Regions from separate parts of the Homo sapiens genome. Here regions 1 and 3 are each linked to region 2. Evidence: chromatin loops called from intact Hi-C (ENCODE). Cell type or tissue: heart left ventricle. All regions are shown on one strand. Each heading gives the region's core, and the rest is flanking DNA. Links, peaks and the distances in the headings are about the cores only. Region 1 holds the start of NSUN4 (NOP2/Sun RNA methyltransferase 4). Region 2 overlaps MAST2 (microtubule associated serine/threonine kinase 2). Region 3 overlaps LURAP1 (leucine rich adaptor protein 1).

The links. Peaks named below come from ENCODE experiments on the same cell type or tissue, not always from the same donor. Only the 100,000 strongest peaks of a DNase experiment are listed, where the experiment ranks them.
Region 1: a loop joins it to region 2, with 3 times the contacts of the local background. A loop is called at or near these places in 18 of 110 quality-filtered maps.
Region 3: it touches region 2 in a loop (5-fold over the local background); 69 of 110 quality-filtered maps call a loop at or near these places.

The regions. Positions count from the first base shown.
Region 1 is chr1:46,337,269-46,344,820 of GRCh38, reverse strand. NSUN4 (NOP2/Sun RNA methyltransferase 4) reads right to left here and starts at 4,014. Exons shown (of 6, transcript NM_199044.4): 1 at 3,902-4,014; 2 at 1-20. The coding sequence starts at 3,994. RefSeq lists enhancers at 2,727-2,816, 3,944-4,153, 4,814-5,613. In heart left ventricle, for the core only: a CTCF peak has its summit at 4,056 (motif pointing left); DNase peaks (open chromatin) are centred at 3,750, 4,080 and 4,640; H3K4me3 peaks cover 2,441 bases; H3K27ac peaks cover 2,730 bases.
Region 2 is chr1:46,033,958-46,041,509 of GRCh38, reverse strand. It overlaps MAST2 (microtubule associated serine/threonine kinase 2), which reads right to left. Exons shown (of 29, transcript NM_015112.3): 28 at 7,244-7,437; 29 at 5,388-6,972. The coding sequence ends at 5,444. P3R3URF-PIK3R3 (P3R3URF-PIK3R3 readthrough) reads left to right here. Exons shown (of 10, transcript NM_001303427.2): 10 at 1-1,370. It overlaps PIK3R3 (phosphoinositide-3-kinase regulatory subunit 3), which reads left to right. Exons shown (of 10, transcript NM_003629.4): 10 at 1-1,370. Among named protein-coding and RNA genes, the nearest start is that of PIK3R3, 95 kb to the left of the region's middle. RefSeq lists enhancers at 4,387-4,436, 4,046-4,547. In heart left ventricle, for the core only: a CTCF peak has its summit at 4,294 (motif pointing left); a DNase peak (open chromatin) is centred at 4,279; H3K27ac peaks cover 1,599 bases.
Region 3 is chr1:46,220,463-46,228,014 of GRCh38, reverse strand. It overlaps LURAP1 (leucine rich adaptor protein 1), which reads right to left. Exons shown (of 2, transcript NM_001013615.3): 2 at 6,759-7,552. Among named protein-coding and RNA genes, the nearest start is that of LURAP1, 21 kb to the right of the region's middle. In heart left ventricle, for the core only: CTCF peaks have their summits at 4,141 (motif pointing right) and 4,350 (motif pointing right); a DNase peak (open chromatin) is centred at 4,354.

The sequences.
Region 1 (7,552 bases), core at 980-5,979, 300 kb before region 2:
AATTTGGGCTCTGTGGCAGCCTAAAAGAGAGAGGACAGGCTTATTGGTTTTCCCAGTCTTGACTCTACCCCCTACTACCTGACCCCCACCTCAGAGCCTAGGGGCAAACTTGGATCCAGCTAGTGCCCACTCCTGCTTTTGCATCCTGCCTGCCTGCCAGAGAAGTGTGAGAGGGAAAAGTAGTGGAGAGTGGGCCTTCCCATCCCAGGGTTGTCAGATAAAGATGTAACTCTCACGGTACTGTGCGGGGGTCATCAAGAAGGGGGACCTTGGAGAAAGAGGAACTTAGGAATATGGGAGCTCAGGAGAGGACTCTTGAGGAGAGCCTGCAGAAGATTAGGAGAAACTATGGAGGCTCTGGGAAGCTTTGAACTTAAAAGCAAAAGGCCCTTTTCTTCTGAACAGTTCTATTTTCAAAGCACTTTCATGTCTACTAGCTTATGTGAGCACTACAACTGATAGCTCAGTAAGATACAAAAAAAAATTAACAACATTTCAATTTGATGAAGAGATGTGGGTAACTTACCTAGCGTCACACAGTGACTAGCACCACCATGCTTAGAATCAGAGGTTTGAGGGTCATGCTGGGAGAGTTCCCAGACCCCAGAAAGGTTGGATAAGGAGGGCCCACAGAATCTTGAGGTGTGAACCAAAACAGGGACTTCTAGGATGACTGCTATGGGGGTAGCAGGGGACAAGAGGACAAGAACAAGGAGGCAGAGTAAAAGAGAAATGAAGACTTCAGATGAGGAGTGCACAAGTCGGTCCTGGTTGCTGCAGCTGGGATGCTTGCTATAGCTGGCAATCTTGTTACTATCTATGCCTTGCTCTGGCCTAGATTTTTGGTCTGGTCAGAACTTTTGCTCTGGCCCTCATTTCTTGTTATGGTGAGGACTCTTGCTCTGTGACTTTTGCCTCGCTGGGACTCTTGCTCTGGCTCCTGCTATGTTGGGGACTCTTGCTCTGGCCTTGACCTTTGCCATGTTGGGGACTCTTGCTCCGGTTCCGACTTTTGCCATCATAGACTCTTGCTCTTGCCCTGACCTCTGCTAATTTGGGGACTCTCACCCTGGTGCTCATTTATGCTAAGTTGGGGACTCTCACTCTGGCCCTGACTTGTGTTTTGTTGAGGATTACTGCTCCGGCCCCAGCTTCTGCTAGGATAGGGACTGCTTTTCTGACTTGGACTTCTGCTCAGATGATGCCTCTTGCTCCAGCTCTGACTTCTGCCATCATGGGGACTCTTGCTTTGGCTCCGGCTTTGGCTTTGGTGGGAACTCCTGCTCTCGCTGTCACTACTCTGGCATTTGCTAATAATAGTCGAACTACAGCTGGGATTGGTGCTACAGCTGGAATCCTTGGATGAAGGCAAAGGGCAGCTGTAGGGGATCTGCAGAGGCTCTTTGCAAGGGCCTTGAGAGGCCACAGGGTAGATATGGAGGCCACAGGGGACAGTATCAGGGTAGGCCCGGACTCGGGGGACAATGGGTAAACTTTGAGGATCAAAGGGTGTTCTCAAAGGGATAAAAGAATAGATGTGGGTAGAACAAGGAGGCATCACAGGCTGACAACGAGGTTGGGGTGGGCCCCTGGGAGTGCTATAGGTGTCACACAGGGGCACAATGGGAGGGGGGCCTGTCGAATGATTGAGGGAGCCAGACAGTGGGCAGGGATGGGGGGTGGAGGGAACCACAGAGCATATATGGGTATTGCAGGGGGGCCCTATGGAGGGTCCATGGCGGCTGCTCTGAGCATAACTATTGGCCGAGACAGGATCACAAGGAAGGCAGAGGGGAAAAGAAGTGGGGATAACACTTTTGAGAGCTCTAGGGACCACAGTCAGTAAGGTAGTCCCTGGGGGAAGTTCTTTGGGGCTGGAATTTGAAGGAGTTGTGATGTATGGCTGCATACAAGAAGGACCAGAGAGGCAGGAGGGAGGTGGGGGACAGGTGTGGGCCTTAGCGGGCTTGGGCTGGCCAGAAGGGGTGTGCTGGGGAGTGTTGACTAGGGAGAGACATTTGTGGGGAGTATGTGACTGTCTTAACTCTGGGGACTTAGGGGACTTCGGTTGGGGGGAAACTGGAGTGGGAAGAGGGGGTTCATTATAGCTTCTGCGGGGAAGTGACTGGGGTGGAGATATAAACTGGTTGCCCAGGGGTGAAGGGAAGGAAAGGACAGAATGAGGACCATGGGGACGAGATGGTTCCTGGGAACAGGGGGGACCAGAAGTTGTGGTGTCCGGGGTTAGGATGAGGTAAGAGTTCCCAGTTGCCTCCCAGGAGAGAAGGGACTCAATGCAAGCCTTCCTGGGAGCCTGGGACTGGGGTGAGCAAGGAGAATCAGTACTCCCGGGGCACAGGCAGATGGCATAGCAAGGACTCCCAGGGGTAGGTATGTAGGCCTCTGAGGAAAGATGGGAGTAATGATAAGAGCCCTCCTGAGGTGAGCTGGGAGAGCCAGGCATGCCTGCCTGAGAAGAGAGTGGGAAGCCACAACAATTTTTCTCAAGGGGCAGGTCAAGCTGTGGTTTGGGTTCACAAGAGTCTAGAGGCTTAAGGCTGCCATGGTAAAAGCTGCCAGTAGGTGGGGAAGATGCTGGGGAGAGAAGGGGGTCATTATAACTTCTCCCTGAGAACCAGTGAGAGGGCAGAGAGATCATCAGCCCAGTTTCCAAAACTCTGTGAGAAAGGGTTGGGGAGGCCATAGGACTAGTTTCCACCGGCCGGCGAGCAAGAGGAGGTGAAATCGTGAGGCAAGTTCCCGGGGTCCTATGTGTAGGAGGAGGCGAAATCATGGGTCCAGTTTCCAAGGGTACATGAGTGAGCTGAGGGGAGGTCACTGGGCTCGTTCCCGGGGACTGATGAGCAAGGGGAAAGGAGGTTGCCGGGCTGGTTCCAAAAGCTGAAGGCCATCCGCTAGAGTAACAGAGATTAGTGTGCTGGTCACAGTACGTGCCTTGAAGACAGGGACGCCGCATTCTGGAGGGACTCATCCAGCTGCAATAAGGTGTCCGCTGACAGAGAGGGGGTGACCCCGGAATGCTGAACTGCTCAAAATAAGGGCTGGAGAGTGGGGAACCCGAGTGGCAGGGCTAGCGGCAGTAGGTCCTTTCCAGGAGTGGGGAAGAGGACTCAAAAGACCATCTCCCTGAGTGCGAGGAAGGTTGTGGGGGTGGAAGAGATGGTGGAGGTGGCGAGGGAATCGGCTGGGGTGGGCAGGGGGGCGTGCCGGTCATAGAAGAAATTCCAGGGCTTCCAGTGAGGCAAGAAAAAGGGTCTCTGGAGAAGCAAGGAGAGTCCAGAGGATGAGAGGATTCGTTGCACCTTTTGCCAGGGTTTGGGCCGGCAGTATGGACAGGGTGGTCGCTGTAACCTTGCCCGGTCGCCAGAGGCAGCTCGAGGTTGAGGAAGGGGCTGAATCCTTTCCTGCAAGGCGGCGGAGACCCAGGAGTGCAGGCAAGGTCGCTATGGTATTTTCCGAGGGGTGAGGGCGACCGGGCTGGAAAATCAATGAGGAAAGGAGAAGTCATGTGGGGGAAGAATGGGCAAGGGAAAGGGGGAGGGGAGGGAGGGAAGTAAAAGGGGGAGTGGGGGACAGAAAGGTAGGTGGACACAGCTGGGGAACAAGAGACAGTGACATCACTAAAAGAATGAAGGCGAAGGTGATGACGCAACTTGGGCGGAGTCAGGAGACTGCAGACGTAACAAGTGGAAGACACTAACGCTCGGGACATAGAGTGCGGACAGAGGCGGTGACGGAAAAGACGAGAGAGGGAGGTGCCTAAGGACGTTCCGTGGAGTGCTTGGGAAAGACGCTAGGCGTTCTAGAGGGCCGGGAAACGGAAAGACTGGAGAAGTTTCCACCCTCACTTTTCCCTCCTGCGCCCCCAGCCGGACCTTACCCATTTCTTCTTATATCGATGTCTCCGCGGGACCGTCGCGAGGTCCACACGCTTCAGCAGCTCCCGGACACCCCTCAGTGTCAGCGCAGCCATATCGGCGTGCTCCACGGGGTAATTCCGACCGGAACCGCGACAGGAGACTCGCGTGTTCCGGGGAGGTGGTGAGCGCCACCCGGCGGGACACGAGCGAAAAAAGGGAAAGGAAATACATCTGACGCTCTCCCAGGACTCCGCGCGCCTCTACAGACTCCGCCCAGCCAGGAGTCCCCTGAAGGCTGCTGGAAAAAGAGCAACCTGGCACCCGGAATAATGACTCTGCCTGGATGCTTAGAGCAGTGCGAGGGACTCCCAAGAAGCCCCTAGCCCACTTGGGGGACCAGGGAGGATTAGGAGTTGGTGGTTGAGTACCGAAAGAGTTAGCTAGGCGAAAAGGGGCGGGAAGGGCCTCCTAGGCCGAAATTGCATGGAGGAAGATCCTTAGGTAGAGGAAAATGAGACCAGGCTTGTAGGCAGAAGCAGATTTGCAGTGAAACAAATGAAGCTTAAGTTTCGGGACCTGGCCGGGCGTGGTGGCTCACGCCTGTAATCCCAGCACTTTGGGAGGCCGAGGCGAGCAGATCACGAGGTCAGGAGATCGAGACCCTCCTGGCTAACACGGTGAAACCCCGTCTCTACCAAAAATACAAAAAATTAGCCGGGCGAGGTTGCTGGCGCCTGCAGTCCCAGCTACTCGGGAAGCTGAGGGATGGCGTGAACCCGGGAGGCGGAGCTTGCAGTGAGCCCAGATCGCGCCACTGCACTCCAGCCTGGGCGACAAAGCGAGACTCCGTCTCAAAAAAAAAAAAAAAAAAAAAAAAAGTGGAGGCGTGAATAACCCACCCCTTGTTTAGCGTACCATCAAGAAATAACCATAAAAATGGGCAAGCAGCCCTTGGAGCTGCTCTATCTATGGACTATCCATTCTTTTATTCTTGTACTTTAATAAACTTGCTCTCACTTTGCATTGCGGACTCGCCCTGAATTCTTTCTTGTGCGAGATCCATGAACCTCTCTTGGGGTCCGGATCGGGACCCCTTTCTGGTAACAATGCCTGTAATCCCAGCCAATCTCCCTGCCTTTTGATCTCCCTGCCTCACTCCTACCCACCCTGATAATTGGCTGTTGAATGATCATTTAAAAACACAGTTTCTGATCATGTCCCTCCTCTCCACTGGATCCCTACTGGTGATGTCAAATGTTGTGGGGCCTAACGCTTCCGCAATTTGAGAAGACATAGTTAAGAAAAATAATACAAAACTTGGCCGGGCGCGGTGGCTCACGCTGCCCCCAGCCGAAAGCTTTTTCTTATTTGGCATTTGAATGTGGAATTTTGGAATTTTCTTATTGGCAACAAATACTGTCAGTTATTTTCCTTGAAGTGACAGGCTCACTTTGTTCATTTTTCAAGAAAAAGGCTGGCCGGCACTGTGGCTCATTCCTGTAATCCTAGCACTTGGGAGGCCGAGGTGGGTGGATCACCTGAGGTCAGGAGTTGGAGACCAGCCAGGCCAACGTGGTGAAACCCAGTCTCTACTAAAAATACAAAAATTAGTTGGGCATGGTGGCTCATGCCTGTAATCCCAGCTACTTGGGAGGCCGAGGCAGGAGAATAACTTGAAACCAGGAGGCAGAGGTTGCAGTGAGCTGAGATCATGCCACTGCACTCCAGGCTGGGCAACAGAGTGAGACTCTGTCTCAAAAGAAAAATTCTAGTATATTAAAATATAATTGATTTTTTCTGTTGACCTTGTATCCTGAGACCTTCCTAAACTCAATTATTACTTTTGGTAACTTTTTGGAAATCTGTTCAGGTTTTCTATGCATATGGTCATGTCTTTTGTAAATAAAGACACTTTAACTTCTTTCTTTTCTATCTATATCCCTTTTTTTTTTCTTTGCTTTATTCCACTGGCTAGGACTTCCAGTACACAGTTGAATGTAAGTGGTGATGGTAGGCATCCTTGCCTTGTTCCCATTCTTAAGAAGAAAGCATTTAGTACTTCACCATTATATATGATGTTAGCTGTAGTTTTGTGTGTGCGTGTACCTGCATGTGTATAGATGTCCTTTCTTAGGTTTAGAAAGTTCCCTTCTGTTCCTAGTTTGCTGAGATTTTAAAAAATCATGATAGTTGTTGATTTTCCTTAAGTTTTTTTTTTTTTTCTGTTAAGATGATCATACAGTTTTACTCCTTTTTTTTTTTTTTCTTTTTGACGGAGTTTCGCTCTGTCACCAGGCTGGAGTGCAGTGGTGCCATCTCGGCTCACTGCAACCTCCGCCTCCTAGGTTCAAGCAATTATTCTGCCTCAGCCTCCTGAGTAGCTGTTATCACAGGCATGCACCACCACGCCTGGCTAATTTTTGTATTTTTAGTAGAGATGGGGTTTCACCGTGTTGGCCAGGCTGGTCTCGAACTCCTGATCTCAGGTGATCCGCCCACCTCCCAAAGTGCTGTGATTAGGTGTGAGCCCCTGCGCCCAGCCAGTTTTACTTCTTTATTCCATTACTATGATGCATCATGTTGACTGACTTTTCAATATGAACCAACTTTGCATTCTTGTAAAAAACACATCAATTCATGATACAAATACAGTATTTTTTTTCTTTTAGACAGAGTCTTGCTCTGTCACCCAGGCTGCAGTGCAGTGGCACAATCTTGGCTCACTGCAACCCACGCCTCCCAGGTTCAAGCGATTCTTCTGCCTCAGCCTCCTGAGTAGCTGAGACTACAGGTGCAGGCCACCACGCCCAGCTAATTTTTATATTTTTAGTAGAGTCAGGGTTTTGCCATGTTGGCCAATCTGGTCTTGAACTCCTGACCTCAGGTGATCCACCCACCTTGGCCTCCCAAAGTGCTGCGATTACAGGTACGAGCCACTGCGCCCAGCCGATGATACAGTATTCTTTTTAAATATTGTTGGGATTCTTTTTTGTGTGTGTGTGTGTGTTTTTTTTTTTTTTTGAGACGGAGCCTTGCTCTTTCACCCAGGCCGGAGTGCAGTGGCGCTATTTCTGCTCACTGCAAGCTCCGCCTCCCGGGTTCACGCCATTCTCCTGCCTCAGCCTCCCGAGTAGCTGGGACTACAGGCGCCCGCCACCGCGCCCGGCTAATTTTTTGTATTTTTAGTAGAGATGGGGTTTCACTGTGTTAGCCAGGATTGTCTCGATCTCCTGACCTCGTGATCCGCCCGCTCCGGCCTCCCAGATTGTTGGGATTCTTGGGTCTGAGTTAATGAGTCGTATTTGCCTGCAGTTTTTTCTTCTTATAAAGTCTTTGTTTGATTCTGATATCAGGGTAATGCTGGCCTCATAAAATGAATTTAGGAAATGTCCCTTCACTTCTATTTTCTTTTTTTTTTTTAATTTTTTCTTTTTTTGAGTTGGAGTTTCCTTCTTGTTGCCCAGGCTGGAGTGCAATGGCATGATCTCGGCTCACTGCAACCTCCGCCTCCCAGGTTCAAGCGATTCTCCTGCCTCAGCCTCCTGAGTAGCTAGGATTACAGGCACCCGCCACCGCACCTGGCTAATTTTTTTTTCTTTTGTATTTTTAGTAGAGACAGGGTTTCACCATGTTGGCCAGGCTGGTGATTTTTTTTTTTTTTTTTTTTTTTT
Region 2 (7,552 bases), core at 1,233-6,232:
TCAGTAATGTGTCTGCTCCTTGTTGGGCAGACACCAGCGGTGTGCAGGGAGAGACCAAGTACCATCTTTATCTACACTTGGGCTGGCTTGTGGAGAAGGGCTGCTTTTTTTCAGTCCTACATTCCTTCATTTTTTTTTTCATTCTTGAATTCATTGTTTTGTGGGATCTAAGACCCAGGGGTCATTTGAGAGGTTTGACAGTATCTTTTCTGACCAGTTGCCACATGACTTGCTTGACCCTGAGCCTGTGGAAATGGCATAGGGACCAGTCTACTACCCACTGGGCCTGGTGTGTAGAGGGGGAGAGGGTAGCAAGGTGCTTCTCTACGCCCATGACTTGGGAGCAGGTCTTGGCCTCCTTCATGAGAGTCTAGTGCCATGTCCTGTCCCATGATCTGGACCCTGGGACTGTCTTGGCATCTTAACTGCAGTTTCAATGAGGCAGAGGGCAAAGAGAGACCAAGATCAGAGGGGTTCATTATACCCCTGGCTAGAGAACCCAGCTACTGACATGCAAGCAGCTTGGGGCTGGCTGGACACAGGTACTAGGCCCATTGTTTCCAGGTGAAGCTTTCATCACAGAACAGTGTTGTCTCCACCTGGCCTTAGATGGCACGCCATGATTCGGGCCTGGATAGACTGCCTGCGTCCTTACCACTGATCTGGCCAAGAATGAGGCCCTCCCAACACTTTCACTCCCTCTCCAAGCCTTGATGGGACCTCCACTTATTTAGGCCTCATGTGCTTTGAAGAAGCTTTGAGAGCCAATGTGTCTTCCACGGGTCTCTTTTTTGCTACAAGTAATCAGCCCCATGTGTTCTCTTAAACTGAGAATTGCACCTGGGCAATTCCTGTTTTCTAAGGTGGTCTCTGCTGCTATTTAACAACCCAGAGTAGGCCTCTGTGAGGCTTCAGTGGCCTCAGAAACCAGAGGGTCCAGATAGGGGGCCTGCTTGGGCCCTCTGCTGCCAACTGCTCAAACCTGCTTTAGCTCCAGCCACTTGTGGCAAACAACCTCGTTTCCTTACAAATTCCAGCATGTGACTTTGGTGCCGTTACTTGTGAAAAATCTATTCTGTTGTCTTTGATGTGTCCAAGAAAATTCGTGTAGTTTACGTAAAAATATCTGACTCACAAGAAAGCCAACTGTATGTCTTGTGATGGGACAGTTCATAATGTAGTTGCTAGACCACTTTACAAATTGTTCTTGTCACCAGATGTGTTCAGACATTGCTGTGCAATTGTTGGGGAGGGTAGGGGGAAAGGCGAGAGGAGATACTTATTGGTCTTTTTGTTTAATACCTTCCCCAAGAGGGGACAGTCTGGCCAACTTGCTCCAGTAATGCAATAAAGACATTGCAATAAAGTAATTTTTTGTCTTCATGCTATGAAGGGGTGGGCTGGGGGCAGAGTGGGGGTCAAGAGAGAAGAGTACTCAGGTGTTGAACAGCCCTTGAAACTTCCAAACCTTCTCTCCAGTAAGCACCAAAAGACTAGTACTGGGGCAGCCAGAGGCTCTTTTCTTCCTAGGGGAGGACATTGACTCCAACTAGGCATGATGCCAGAGTCCTGTCCACCGAACACAGACACAGAAGTCTTAGATACTGACTCTGAGAAAATTAAAACTGAATGCCATTTCCTCCACACCTCACTGCCCACTCCTAATAAGCTGTTTATTGGTTCTCATATTTCTGCCCAGAATGAAGTGTTTCCACATTCTACTCTGGGGGAGGGGGAAATGGGCCCAGCTTTATAATCTATCCTCTTATTGCCCCAGGCCCTTGTCATCTCCTGCCAAGGCACACTGTTGAGCTTCCTGTATTCTGGGAACGTAATGAGCCAACATGCGATAACCTCTTGTTGCATAGGATATTGCAGCGCTCATCCATGTCTCAGGCCCCACCCATGTGTACTCAATTATAAATAAGTCAGATTGGGCAGGGAACAGCCTGTTGTTCTAAGTGACCTTGCCTATGTCTTTTCTCCCCACTACACTTTAGCTACACAGCATCCCAAGACCACTGCCAGGAACTATGGATTTCTCCTAATCCCAGAGTTGTTCGCACTTCTGTGTTTAGGATGCTCAAATTCCTAGCTCCTTCCCAGTTCTTTCTTCTGAACTCTACCCGCTGGCTGGATGTTTCCACTGGGCTCCTGGGTATCTCACCGACACTTCAAACTTGTTTACTTGGGGCTGGGCGTGGTGGCTCATGCCTGTAATCCCAGCACTTTGGGAGGCCGAGGCGGGTGGATCACCTGAGGTCAGGAGTTCGAGAACAGCCTGGCCAACGTGGTGAAACCCCGTCTCTACTAAAAGTACAAAAATTAGCTGGGCGTGGTAGCATGCACCTGTAATCCCAGCTACTCGGGAGGCTGAGGCATGAGAATTGCTTGAACCTGGGATGCAGGGGTTGCAGTGAGCTGAGGCCGTGCCACTGCACTCCAGCCTGGGCAACAGAGCGAAACTCTGTCTCAAAAAAGCAAACTTGTTTACTTGTCAGAAAAAGTATGATTGGCTATGAATTTCCTCACCTTCCTACCACCAAACCTACAACCTTATCTATATCTACATAACTATTCTCCCTCCCATCTGTTAAATTACAATAGTCCCCTCCAACTAAAGTCAATCCTTCCACATGTATTTTGGAATCTATTTTCTTCCACCTCAGGAATCTCCCAAGATTAAGATCAATTCTTTCTCTACTTCAACTGGATCATTTCCACTGACACTTAAACATGGTTGGTTGGTTCTCATTCTACTCCCCTAATCCCTACTCAATCATCCCATATACCTTTATCTCTTTTCTCCTCTTCAAAGCCAAGCCTTTGGAAAGAACTGTCTTAAATTTCCTTATTTCCCCATCTCAAATATTTCAGTACTGGTTCCACCACTGTTTGAAACTGCTTTTCTTGATGCCTTCAATAACCATCGCTGTTAACTATCCTGTCCATGGAAAGCTCCTTCATGGACTCTATCACAACTCACTAATCTAATATTCTTCTGACATCTGACTGTTCTTTTACATCTCCTGGATTCCTTCAGTTCTCAATGCCATTTTACCTGGCAGTTTTATCCACAGCCATGAATCCACCTACCATCTCTAGGCTGATTACATCTGTTTATTTCATTTGCCCAGACCTCTATTGGAAGCTACTTCATATTTAGCGTATGGAATGCAGCACTGAACTACTTAGCCCTGGTTCTCTTCCTTGTTTCTTATTTCGGTGAATGGAAATACAATTCATCTGGTTATATAAGTCAAAAATGTAGTCAGTCATCATCCTTGATAGCCCTCTGCTTCATACCTAAAGTCCTTCACCAAGTGTCAATCAAAACATCACTTCTAACTTCACTGCTTCACTACCATCTGCACCCTTCATCCTGGAAGGCCCCCCTTCTTCCATTCTTGTCCCCCTCAGATCCATTCTCATTATAGCAACCAGTCATCTTTTCAAAATACAAATCTGAACCGATGTAAAACATTAAATAAGTCTCCATTGATCTTAGGGTGAATTACAAAATTAGATGGTCTGGCTTCTCCCTGATTCAGGATCTCAATCCCCACCTTCAACTTTTCACTGGCTCTATCCCCCTCAGCTAGTGCCAGTATTTCGGGACTTCTTCCTCATTCTGCGTATGTTCCCTGGACAGTCCTCATCTCCTGTGGCTTTCATTGCCCTCTACTTCCTGATGGCTCCCAAATCTAGATGTCCAGCTTCCCACCCTTTCCTTCCTTACCTCCTCACTGTTGCTGTTCTAGTTCAGACCACCAAAATGGGTCACTACATCCTCTGTGGTACGCTCACTCCACTCCAGCCTCTCTATACTGCAGCGAGTGATCTTCCTAAAGCAAATGATAATACCACTTCCCTGAAGTTACCTTTTAGAAACTCTTCACTACCCTCAGGATAATCCCACCAGTTTCTCAAGGGGAACACCACTGACACTTGGGGCAGTTGCCCAGTGTGGTATAGGATGTTTAGCATCTCTGCTTCCTCCTCCCATCCCCATTTCCAACCCTCTAGGAGGGCAGTTCCCAACATCCTTTTCACCTGTGGTATGGTGCTTCTGACCAGATCCCTACATGCACGGGGCACTTGCTACCTCAGCCATGCCCCTGCCATTCTCCAGCTCACAACCTGTGATCTGTCTGCCCAGGTCCCGGTACATTAGCCCAGGGTCCGCTGTGAATGAATGAAGAAGTGGAGAGGACTAGAAGGCTGAGGGGCCAAATATCTGCATAAATGGGCTCTGCCACTGTGGATACAGTGCGCCCTCTGGTGGCCACAGCCTTCCCAGGCAATGGCCCAGAGGCATTTTCGTCTTCAGGCCTCCTAACACGTCTTCTTCAGACCTAGGCACTGGATTGTGGGACGATCAGTGCAACCAGTGCAAGACAGTTTCTCAAGTCCTCTATCACTATGGAGACAAAGCCTTGGTGCTCTACCAAGCCCCACTGCCTGCCCTGTGATGCCACCTCCTGACTCCCCTGGCACTGGTCCCACTTATGTCCTCCCCCTTCCTCCCACACTACCATCAAATGAAGTTCTACTCAATGCGGGCTACACACACGATGTCCATCCACCTCCAGTGCTGAGGCCTCTACCTACAACAGCCCAGGAAGAGCTCACTGGCTACAATTATGAAGGGCTTGTTACTAAATACGACTGGCAGCTGTTTTAATCTCGCCCTCACCTCGGCATTTATCGTTAACTTCTCTGTCCATTTTAAAACTCCTCCCATAGACTTTATGACTCTGCTGGTTGCTGCTTCTGTCTTCTCTTTTATCTCAAACGCACCCAAAGTTAAACTCTTTGCCTTCTCTCACTTCTTCCCCTCCTCATTTCCTGGCTGAGGCAATCCTAGTTAGGAGAGATGTGAGTTCCGGAGTCCAAGGGAGACCTACGTTCTAACCCCCGTTCTACCCAAGCTACTGTATTACCATGGGCATCAAAGTCTTAGTGCCCTTATCTATGAAGGAATTTTAGTTGCTACATGGTATTTTCTGGTTCCCCATCACCTTCACGAAGTCAAATCTCCTGGAAGACCATTAGACATGGCCCTTGCCTCACTTGCCAGACCCGTTTCTACTTTGAATTATCTTTGGTTCCTTGACTATGCCAGGTATACTGCATGTGCTAAACGTTGCCTGGACAGCCTTTCTTATGCCAACCTCCACTCTTCCACACCCAGCAAACTACTACCTATCATCTATTCTTCATGTTTGAGCTCAAATGTCAAAGCCTTTGGGAAGTCAAGCTGGGTTAGGTGGCCCTCCCCTGGTGGTGGAAACTGTTTTATTCACCACTATATTCCCAGCAGCAACACAGGACCTAGTTACATGTGGGTTGACCGAAGGAAAACAAGCAAGCAAAAGACATAAAGATGGTTTCCAGGAGCATATATTACACAGGTCTGAGTGCAAGAAATGGCAAACAACTGCTATGTTTGCTTTAAAAGCTCATCTGGAACCAATGCCAAATCCCGATGCTTTTGATGGCCCCCTGGTTCTTGGCCCCTCCTGAGGCTGGGCTCAGACTTCTGGGTGAGGGGGCAGCCTCGGCATGGAACGTCCTGCCTTCTGTCACCTGAGGCATCAGGCACTTGGGTGATGCTCAGGGCTGGATCCTCTTTCACTGCTTGTGCACACTCAGACTCCCATAGCCAGCCCTGGCTGGGATCCTCATAAGATGGATGGGCCAGTCTGGGGGCACTAGGTGGCTGTGTCTTCCCCTGCTCCCTGGGAGACAGGTTCTTAGGCTGGGCTGGAGTTGTGTTTTCCAAATCCTGGAGGTTGGCTAGCCCACCTGCCATGGTTGCCTTTCTGCTTGGGGATGCCCTGTCTGGGCCCTCAATAAGGGATTTCCAGGACCACATGCTCAGCTTCCCAGAGGTGGAGCTGGGAGGAGAGCAACTGCTGGTGGGGGTGAGTCCCGAAGTGCTGGGAGAAAGTGCTGTTAGTGCCTGGGTGTGGAGGTGCTGGGCCTTCCAGCAACCTTCAGGAGGGATGGGGTCTGTGGCTCCAGACTGACCTAGGTTGGGGCCTGCTGAGGAGGAGCTGGCAGCCTCCTCAATGGCTTGTGGGCTCCCGAGCCTCCTGTGGGGACCACTGGGACTTTCCATTCTGGGAGGCCCCAGTGTGATCCCTGTCAATAGGCTTGGGACCATTGGGCCCAGGCTCCTAGGGTCTCTGGACGGGAAAGGATCCTCTTCCCCACTCTCTCCTGCTCCTTTAGGGGCCACACTCTGGCTCACTTCTGGGTGAGGTGCCAAGCTCAGCTCCTGTGCACCCTGGCTGTTCTCAGGCCCTTCCTCGGTGTCGTCCTCTGAGGAGTCCACCTCACGAATGGCTTCTTGCTTCTGCAGCGACTCCCGTCGTTCGGCTCGGTCCTGCCGGAGGGTGCCTAGGGCCCGTGAGGGAGCAGGCTGCAGCACCCCCTTCCCTGGCAGGGCCCCCTTGCCAGACAGCACACTCCTGGCTCCAACTACCTCCAGAGGGCTCACTTCCCTGGGCGGCAGTTCCTTCTTTAGTTCAGAGTGGGGCAGGTCAAGGCTGTGCTTGCGAGAAGTGGCTAGCTTCTTCTCAGAGGCGGCAAGTGCTGCTGCCAGTTTCTCAGCCGACTGCACCCTCTTGAGTAGTGGTGAACGGGGTGGCTCCGCACTCTTGGGCCGTGAGAGTTGCCTGCCCAGGGGAGGTGACAAGTGAAGCTTTGTGGGAAAGGCCTGGGCTACATGGCCAGACAGGGGCGATGGGGACCGCTGAGGTGAAGCTGTTGGGGGTGGGGGAGAAGGGGTGTGGGCCAGTGGTGACAGTGGGATGCTGCCTGCTGACTTGCGCCGTGGAGAGCGGTACTGGCGTTGGAGCTTGGGTGCCAGACCGTGGAGGGAGCTGGGCCGTGTGTGCCCAGAGCCGGCTGGGGAACTGGGCACGCTGGAGCTGGGGGAGCTGCTCTGTGATGAATTCCCTCCCACTTTGTACAGAGACAGACAGACAGACAGACAAAAGCAGAGCAGTGTTAGCTGTTAGAAGTGACTCAAGGGCAAGACAGGGCTTAGCCCTGTTATGTCCCAGAAACCAAGCTACCCCCTTCCCCATCAATTAATTCCTCCCCAAGACTACAGGATCTTTCAGGGGGTGGGCTAAATGAGAGACTCAGAGTGGGATCTGTCAGAAGCACACAGGGCCTAGGAACTTTCCTATTTCCCAGGGGTTGTCACTGATCTGCAGGGAGCCCTTCGTACCTGAATGCACAGCATCGGGGGTCACCCGGTAGCCTTGAGTGGGAGATCGGGGGGAAAGGCTGTGGCTGTGTGTGGGAGAGCCTGGCCCACTCTCCCCTGATGACAAGGAGCGGTTAAGGGAAGAAAGGCTGCGGCTGGTGTGGAGCAGGGATGCTTGCTTGGTGATCTTGCGGAACAGGGAGCTCCTTTTTCTGCTGCGGGGATAAGGGTCAAAGGCTGAGTCGGTGCAGTGAGCACAGCACACACTGGACCCCCAGGGCCAAGGCACCCACCACGTACCAGCACTCATGTGGCTCAGAGAAAACCCTC
Region 3 (7,552 bases), core at 2,334-7,333, 190 kb before region 2:
TATTGAAGCTGGGTCCCTGGGAATTCATTACACTATTTTCTCTATTTTTGTATATGCTTGATACTTTATATAATATAAAGCAAAAAATAATGGCAAATGATTAAACGACATTAAATGCATAAGAACTACAGGTTGTTTGAGATCATTTAAAAAGAGAGTGAAACAAAAAAATCATTGAACACCATTAGAAGTTGTTAGGACATAACTACTTTGAAAACGGTAAGGGAAGAGATTTAAGCATTTATCTTGCCATTCTGGTATGAATTTTATTTCGGAGTAATCAAATGGTCCTAGAGGATGTGAAAAAGGTTTTCTGTACAGAATTAGAGCTAATAAATGAGGAAAAATTAATAGCCTTAGAAAATCACCATTCTGTAATCCCTAGTGAAACAAGCAATTCATAAAATGATAATCAACGGATAGTAAAACAACTTGGTGAAAAATTGACCGGAAACTTTATGATGCTGGGATGAGGCTATCACCATCTGAAAATAAAAGAAGCCTGGGAGCTGGAGTGGACAGTGGAGGAGAGCTGTCCAACCAGAAACACCCGTGCCATGTAGAATAAGTTAAAAATAAATCTGTGGTGTTAAATCACTGAAATATGGGAGCAATTCATTACAGAAGTTGGCTTACCATAAAAGTATACCATTTATATATATTAAAACACATAGGCACATAATTACATATATTTTCAAAGATACATACATATCCAAACATATACTGACACAGGGAGAGGAATGAGAATAGGGATGAGGGATCAAAAGAAGAGGCCAGGCACAGTGGCTCACACCTGTAATCCCAGCACTATGGGAGGCTGATGCAGGAAGACTTCTCAAGGCCAGGAGTTCAAGACCAGGCTGAGCAACACAGTAAGACCCAATCTCTAAAAAAAATTTTTTTTTAATTAGCTGGACATGCTCGTGTGCACTTGTAGTCCTACTCAGAAGGCTGAGGTGGGAGCATTGCTTGAGCCCAGGAGGTCAAAGTTACAGTGAGCCAAGATCACATCACTGTCCTCCAGCCTGGGTGACAGTGAGACCCAGTCTCTTAAAAAAATAATAATTTTTTTTTTTGACACGGAGTCTCGCTCTGTCGCCCAGGCTGGAGTGCAGTGGCATGATCTCGGTTCACTGCAACCTCTGCCTCCTGGGTTCAAGCAATTCTCTTGCCTCAGCCTCCTGAGCAGCTGGGACTACAGGCATGCGCCACCATGCCCAGATAATTTTTGTATTTTTAGTAGAGATGGGGTTTCACCATGTTGGCCAGGCTGGTCTCGAACTCCCGACCTCAGGTGATCCACCTTCCTCGGCCTCCCAAAGTGCTGGGATTACAGGCATGAGCCACCGTGCCCAGTCTAAAATTTTTTTAAAAAAGAAGAAAATAAAATAAGAAAGGGGCCTGGTGATGGAATTCACTATGCTATGAGAAGCATGGTTTAACTATTAAATAATTAAAAATAACAATTTAAAAAGAAGACAACTAATCAATCTGCCCTTTCCAGAGAGAACCCAGGTTAGTTCACTGGGAATATAATTATCTTCAGCCTTGGGGAATAGGAGCACAGAATGGTTCTGGAGAGGAGACAGTGTTGAGGAATCCTCCACTGTGGTTACCAGGAAGGTCTCAGGTCTAAAACGATTCCTAAACTGAGGCTTTCTCCTAAGCCTGATCTTCATCTTTGGCTCTCCCTGGTGGTGATGGTACAGGAGGCATTTGACATTCTCTAGACATGGGGTCTGGACCTGCCACCTCCGCCTTGGTACCACCTCTCATTCCAGGCTAGGGGAGGCTGGACAAAGCACAGAGGTTCATTCTGGGCCTGGGTGCATCCTCCTGCCCACTTTCCACCCTGCCTGTGTCAGGCTAAAAGCCCCTCTCCCAAAGATGTCCAATTCCTAATCCCCAGGACCTGAGGATAAATATAAATTTTCTTTTAAGAGAAGAGTCTTACTATATTGCCCAGGCTGGCCTGAACTCCTGGGCTCAAGTGATCCTCCAGCCTCAGCCCCCTGAGTAGCTGGGACTACAGACACTCACCAGCTGCTTAACCTGTGAACATTTTATCTTAAATGGTAAAAGGGACTTTGAAGGCAGGATTTAATTAAGGATCTTGCCAATGGGAAGATGATACTGAATTATCCCAGTAGACCCAATGTAATCCTTACAAGTGAGAGGCAGTAGAATTAGAGAGATGTAGGGATGGAAACAGAGGTTAGAGAGGAGAGAAGATGCTCTGCTGCTGGCTTTGAAGATGGTGAAAAGAGCCACGAATCAAGCACTGCAAGCAGCATCTAGAAGCTGGAAAAAGCAAGGAAACATTCTTCCCTGGAGCCCACGGAAGGAGTGTAGACCTGTCAACACTTTGACTTTAGCCTGGTGAAGCTGATTTTGGACTTCTGAACTGTAACATAATAATTTTGTTTTTTGAGCCACTTTGTGGTAATTCATTACAGTGACAATAGGAAACTAATGTCCTGCCCCAGCTTCTGGGCAGCACTAATCTGTTCTCCTAGGAGAGTAGGGTCTAAGTGAGTGTATGGCATGGGTAGGGAATCAGAGGAGGCTTCCTGGAAGCCCCTGCAGTCAGGTTGATCTGGGTTATTACAGCTCATTTGTTACTTAACTGACCTTGAGCAAATTTATAAGTAAGACTATTGTTAACAATGCACTGTTTATAGGATTGCTAAAAAGTAAATTTAAAAATATTTTCAATTATCTAATTTGTAAATTAGCAACTTTTTTTTTCAGTCACATCTCCTTGTGGGCTTACACATATTCATTCTTCCATTCACTGAACAGGTGTCACGGAACACCCAGTGTGTGCCTGGCACCATACACACAATGAGCTTGTGTCTGCTACAACTCTCAAGCATTTCTCACTGAAGCTGTCACTGAGCTTCCAGTTAGCTCAGTGCTCAACCTCAATGCCTCCATCCTAAATGCAGGCCTCAGCCGGGCATGGTGGCTCAAGCCTGTAATCCTAGCACTTTGAGAGACCGAGGCGAGTGAATCACTTGAGGTTAGGAGTTTGAGACCAGCCTGGCCAACATGGTGAAACCCCATCTCTACTAGAAATACAGAAATTAGCTGGGTGGTAGTGGCGTGTGCCTGTAGTCCCAGCCACTCAGGAGGCTGAGGCAGGAGAATCGCTCGAGCCTGGTAGGCGGAGGTTGCGGTGAGCCGAGATCATGCCACTGCGCTCCAGTCTGGGCGACAGAGTGAGACCCTGTCTCAAAATAAATAAATAAATAAATAAAATAAATAAATGCAGGTCTTTACAATGCCCACTCCCATGGTCTCTTGTCTCAGCCAGCACCGCCCCCGCTTATCCCCCCAGGCACTGTTTCTGCAGCTTTCATGAGCAGCCTCTTCTTTGTCTTTACTCTGACCCCGGACAAAAGCCCCCAGTGCACTTGAGGGCAGTATGCGCCCTCTGATATTTTCCACACCCCGTTTTCATCCCATCCTCTCCTCTCTCTGCATTTCTGCCCTTTTTCTTACCTTCTCCTTCTTTGAGCTCCCAAACAGCTGTACCCTATAAGCCAGAAAAGTCTAGTTAGAGAGAAGCTGAGCCTCAACCAGCCAAGTTAGAGGCAGGTAGAAGGGACCAAAGATATGTGTTTACTGGAGTTTCCGGGCTTCTCTGGTGGTGAACTGAAATCTAAGGTATTCAGCCAGGATGCCTAGACCTAAGCGGAATACCCAGGCAGCCTCACTCACCCCAGCTTTCCAGCCCCACAACACTCTCAGGTGCTATCCAATTGACCCGTAATTCCCTGACCTGTGGAGCCACACCTACTTCTGCAAGACCCATCTAAGTTTCCTAATTTCACAGCTCCCCACCCCCACCTCTGCTTCTAACCTCCAGGTCTGAAATGCTGAGCTCTGTTCCTATGATGTCTGGAGCTACTAGCCCTCCTTCCCAGAAAAATGGTGGGTCCAGGATTGATTTTTCCTCCTATCTGTGATCCAGACTAGTGCATCCTTCACCCCTTCATCCAGTCCAGGCCCAGGGTTTTCTTTCCTGCAGCTCTTCCTCTAAAGACTAAGCTGCCTCTTTAGGAAGAGGTGAGAACGCAAACATTGTAACAGGGGCAAAATTGCTTTCAGTCCCTTTGGGCTTCAGTGGTGTTGACTGGCCAGGTGATGGAGCTGTGGGCATGTGGGCTTGTGATCTGGGTTTTCTGACCTGGACGTCGCCACAACTTTACAATGGGTGATGCTGGGCAAGTCTATGCCCTCTTTAGGTCTGACTCACTAGCCTTTCTGCGCACTGACGGGGGCTGGTCTTTAGAAGGCCATGTTTTATTTGAGCTTGGAGGTTCCACACAGCAACTCCAGCAGTGGTGCATAATGGCCACAAGAGGGCGGGCAACCTCTTCAGCTCATAAGTGTGTAGACTGAACAAGTGAACCTCAAATAAGAATACTATACAGTGTCTTCCAAGAAGGGTATAATTCCATGAACAATGTTGCTGAAGAGAAAAAAAAAAGAAATAAAGGCTGGGCATGGTGGCTCAGGCCTGTAATCTCAGCACTTTGGGACGCTGAGGTGGGAGGATTGTTTGAGCCCAGGAGTTTGAGACCAGCCTAGGCAACATGACAAAACCCTGTCTCTAGAAAAAATACAAAAAGTAACCCGGGCATGGTGATGCGTGCCTGTAGTCGCAGCTACTTAGGAGGCTGAGGAGGATCACTTCAGCCCAGTAGGCAGAGGCTGCAGTGACCCGAGATCGCACCACTGCGCTCCCGCCTGGGCGACAGAGTGAGACCCTGTCTTAAAAATAAAACAACAGGCCAGGCAGGTGGCTCACACCTGTAATCCCAGCACTTTGGAAGGCTGAGATGGGCGGATCACTTGAGGTCAGGAGTTCAAGACCAACCTGGTCAACATGGCAAAACCTCGTCTCTACTAAAAATACAAAAATTAGCCAGGCATGGTGGTGCACGTCTGTAATACCAGCCATTTAGGAGGCTGAGACAGGAGAATCGCTTGAACCCGGAAGGCAGAGGTTGCAGTGAGCCGAGATCGCGTCACTGCACTCCAGCGTGGATGACAGAGCGAGACTCCATCTCAAAAACAAAACAAAACACAAAACAAAACAAACAAACAAAAAAAAACAGGAAGGGTAATTAACCGAGGGCACACTACAAAATGACTACAGAGTAGGGACTGGAATAGGAGATTCAAATTCCCAGTCTGAGGGGAAGTCAGGAGTCCCAAGACCATAGGAGTGGTATGGAGAGGTCTTGTGAGCAGTGGAAGAAGCTGAGAATATACTTTGGACATTTCAATCATTTGAGGGGGTGGGAGGGGAAGAGAGGGTGTTTAGGGACAAGCCATGGACTGAATATTGCTCCAGAAGGACCGGGGTGGGAGTTTCAAAATGAGACTTGAGGAATTTAGGGAAGCAGAGATGATCAATTTGGCTTCCTTCCCTTCCCCAACACAGAATACAAAATAGAGAAATGGCACGAGTTATTCCAGGATTTGAGGAGGACGCCTCTTTTGCAGGAGGATGCAGTGAACAGCCAAAGTCATCTGACATCCTTTTCCATCTTTTTCCTTCTAGTATCCCAGTTTCAAGGCCCAGGAAAGGCAGGGACTAACATATGGAGCAGTTACCCCAGAGTTCAAAGGGTTAATCTCTAAGAATTCATTCTCTGACACCAGCCACAGCTCTTGTCCCCATCTCTGGGACCGTCCCCTCTGAGCCCCAGGTTGGCAGCTTCCCTGAATTCCTTCTATGATATAATTTGTAATTCGGCAGGGCTCTGGGACCCAGGCTCAGAGACCCAGGCTCTGCTCTCTCCTCAGTTTCCGGGAGTCAGGGCTTGCTCTAAGGGAGGAAGTAAACAGGCCTTTCCCTTGCTCCCTCTCCTTTTCCAGGATGGGGCCCCGGGACCAAAGAGCTTCTGTCTTTCCCTGCCACGCCCCCACGCTGCAGCCTAGACAAGGAGATTCCTTGTGTCCCGACCTCAGGCAGGCATCCTTGTGACCAAATGGTGGAAGGCTGGGGACAGGGTGGGGGAAGGGCAGTCACAAAGTCAGAAAGGATGACACCTCCCCTATCCAAGATTCTGGTACACCCCCAGAGCTCTGAGACCTTGAGGTTCTCTCTCCCTGGCTCCCATCAACAAAGGGCAGAGGAGGCCAGGACTCATTTGCATATAAAAGGCCTGGAGAAACTGAAAAGGCATGGACACACAGAAGCTGAACCTCCTGGAAGGGAGATATGGAGTCAGAATACAGGAATAGGGCCAGACACAGCAGCTCATGCCTGTAATCTCAGTAATTTAAGAGGCTGAGGCGGAAGGACTGCTTGAGCCCAGGAGTTCAAGTGCACCCTAGGCAACATGGTGAAACCCTGTCTCTGGAAAAAAATACAAAAATTAGCCAGGCATGGTGATGCATGCCTGTAGTCTTAGCTCCTTGGGAGGCTGAGGAAGGAGGATCATTTGAGTCCAGGAGGTCGAGCCTGCAGTGAGCACTACTGCACTCCAGCCTGGGCAACAGAGGGAGACCCTGTCACCCTATCTCAAAAAAAACAACAAAACAAAACAAAAAAATGGAATACAGGAATAGGGGCAACACAGGGACAGGGTAAGACAGGGGACCATGGCAGGGTGAGCCAAACAGACTTGAGAGAAATAAATGGAGGCCCCTGAAAGCTTCTCTCCCTAAAAGCAGTCAGGAGTGCTGGCCCAGACAGGGATGCAGGGATGGAGCCACAGAGGAAGTGAGATCCCCTAGGATAAAATGAGAACACTCTATTTAAAAAGTAAGACCTGAAAAGAAGCACAAACATCTGACAATGAGAAACTTTCCTGCCAGGAGGAGTGACATGTTACTGTTCACAAGAAGTAATGGTATGGACGATAAATAATGTGATCTCACTTAGCAGCAGGGGCTCAGATGCCCCTATATGACCTACTACCATCCAAGGACCCGTACAAAGGGCTACCCATCCTGGCAGGAAATGACATCACTCAGCAGGTAGGAAGGGGTGGGTCTACCAGCCCAAACGCTTCTGGGAGGGCCAATCCATAGAGGGTTAGTCCTGAAGGTCCATGTCCCTCCTCAATCCTCCATCTTGGCCAAGAGAGAGGCCAAGGCTTCTAGACTTTGGGTGAAGTAATTATGCCCCCATCTCTTCATCTGTTAACTCCAGGGAGTCCTAAATTCCTTAAATCCTTACTTAGCTGGGGGGAGTAGTGAGAGATACTAAATACCAAAAGCCATAGGTCAATCCTTTAGAGTCAATATCTCTATAGAAGTATCTCTAGGGGCTGGGCATAATCCCAGCACTTTGGGAGGCTGAGGCGGGAGGATCCCTTGAGCCCAGGAGTTTGAGACCAGCCTGGGCAACACAGGGAAACCCTATCTCTACAAAAAAAAAATAAATAAATAAACAATTAGCTGGGCATGGTGGTGCATGCCTGTGGTCCTAACTATGGGGGAGGCTGAAATAGGAGGATCGCTTGAGCCCAGGAGGTCAAGGCTGCAGTGAGCTGTGATCATGCCACTGCTCTCTATCTTGGGTAACAGC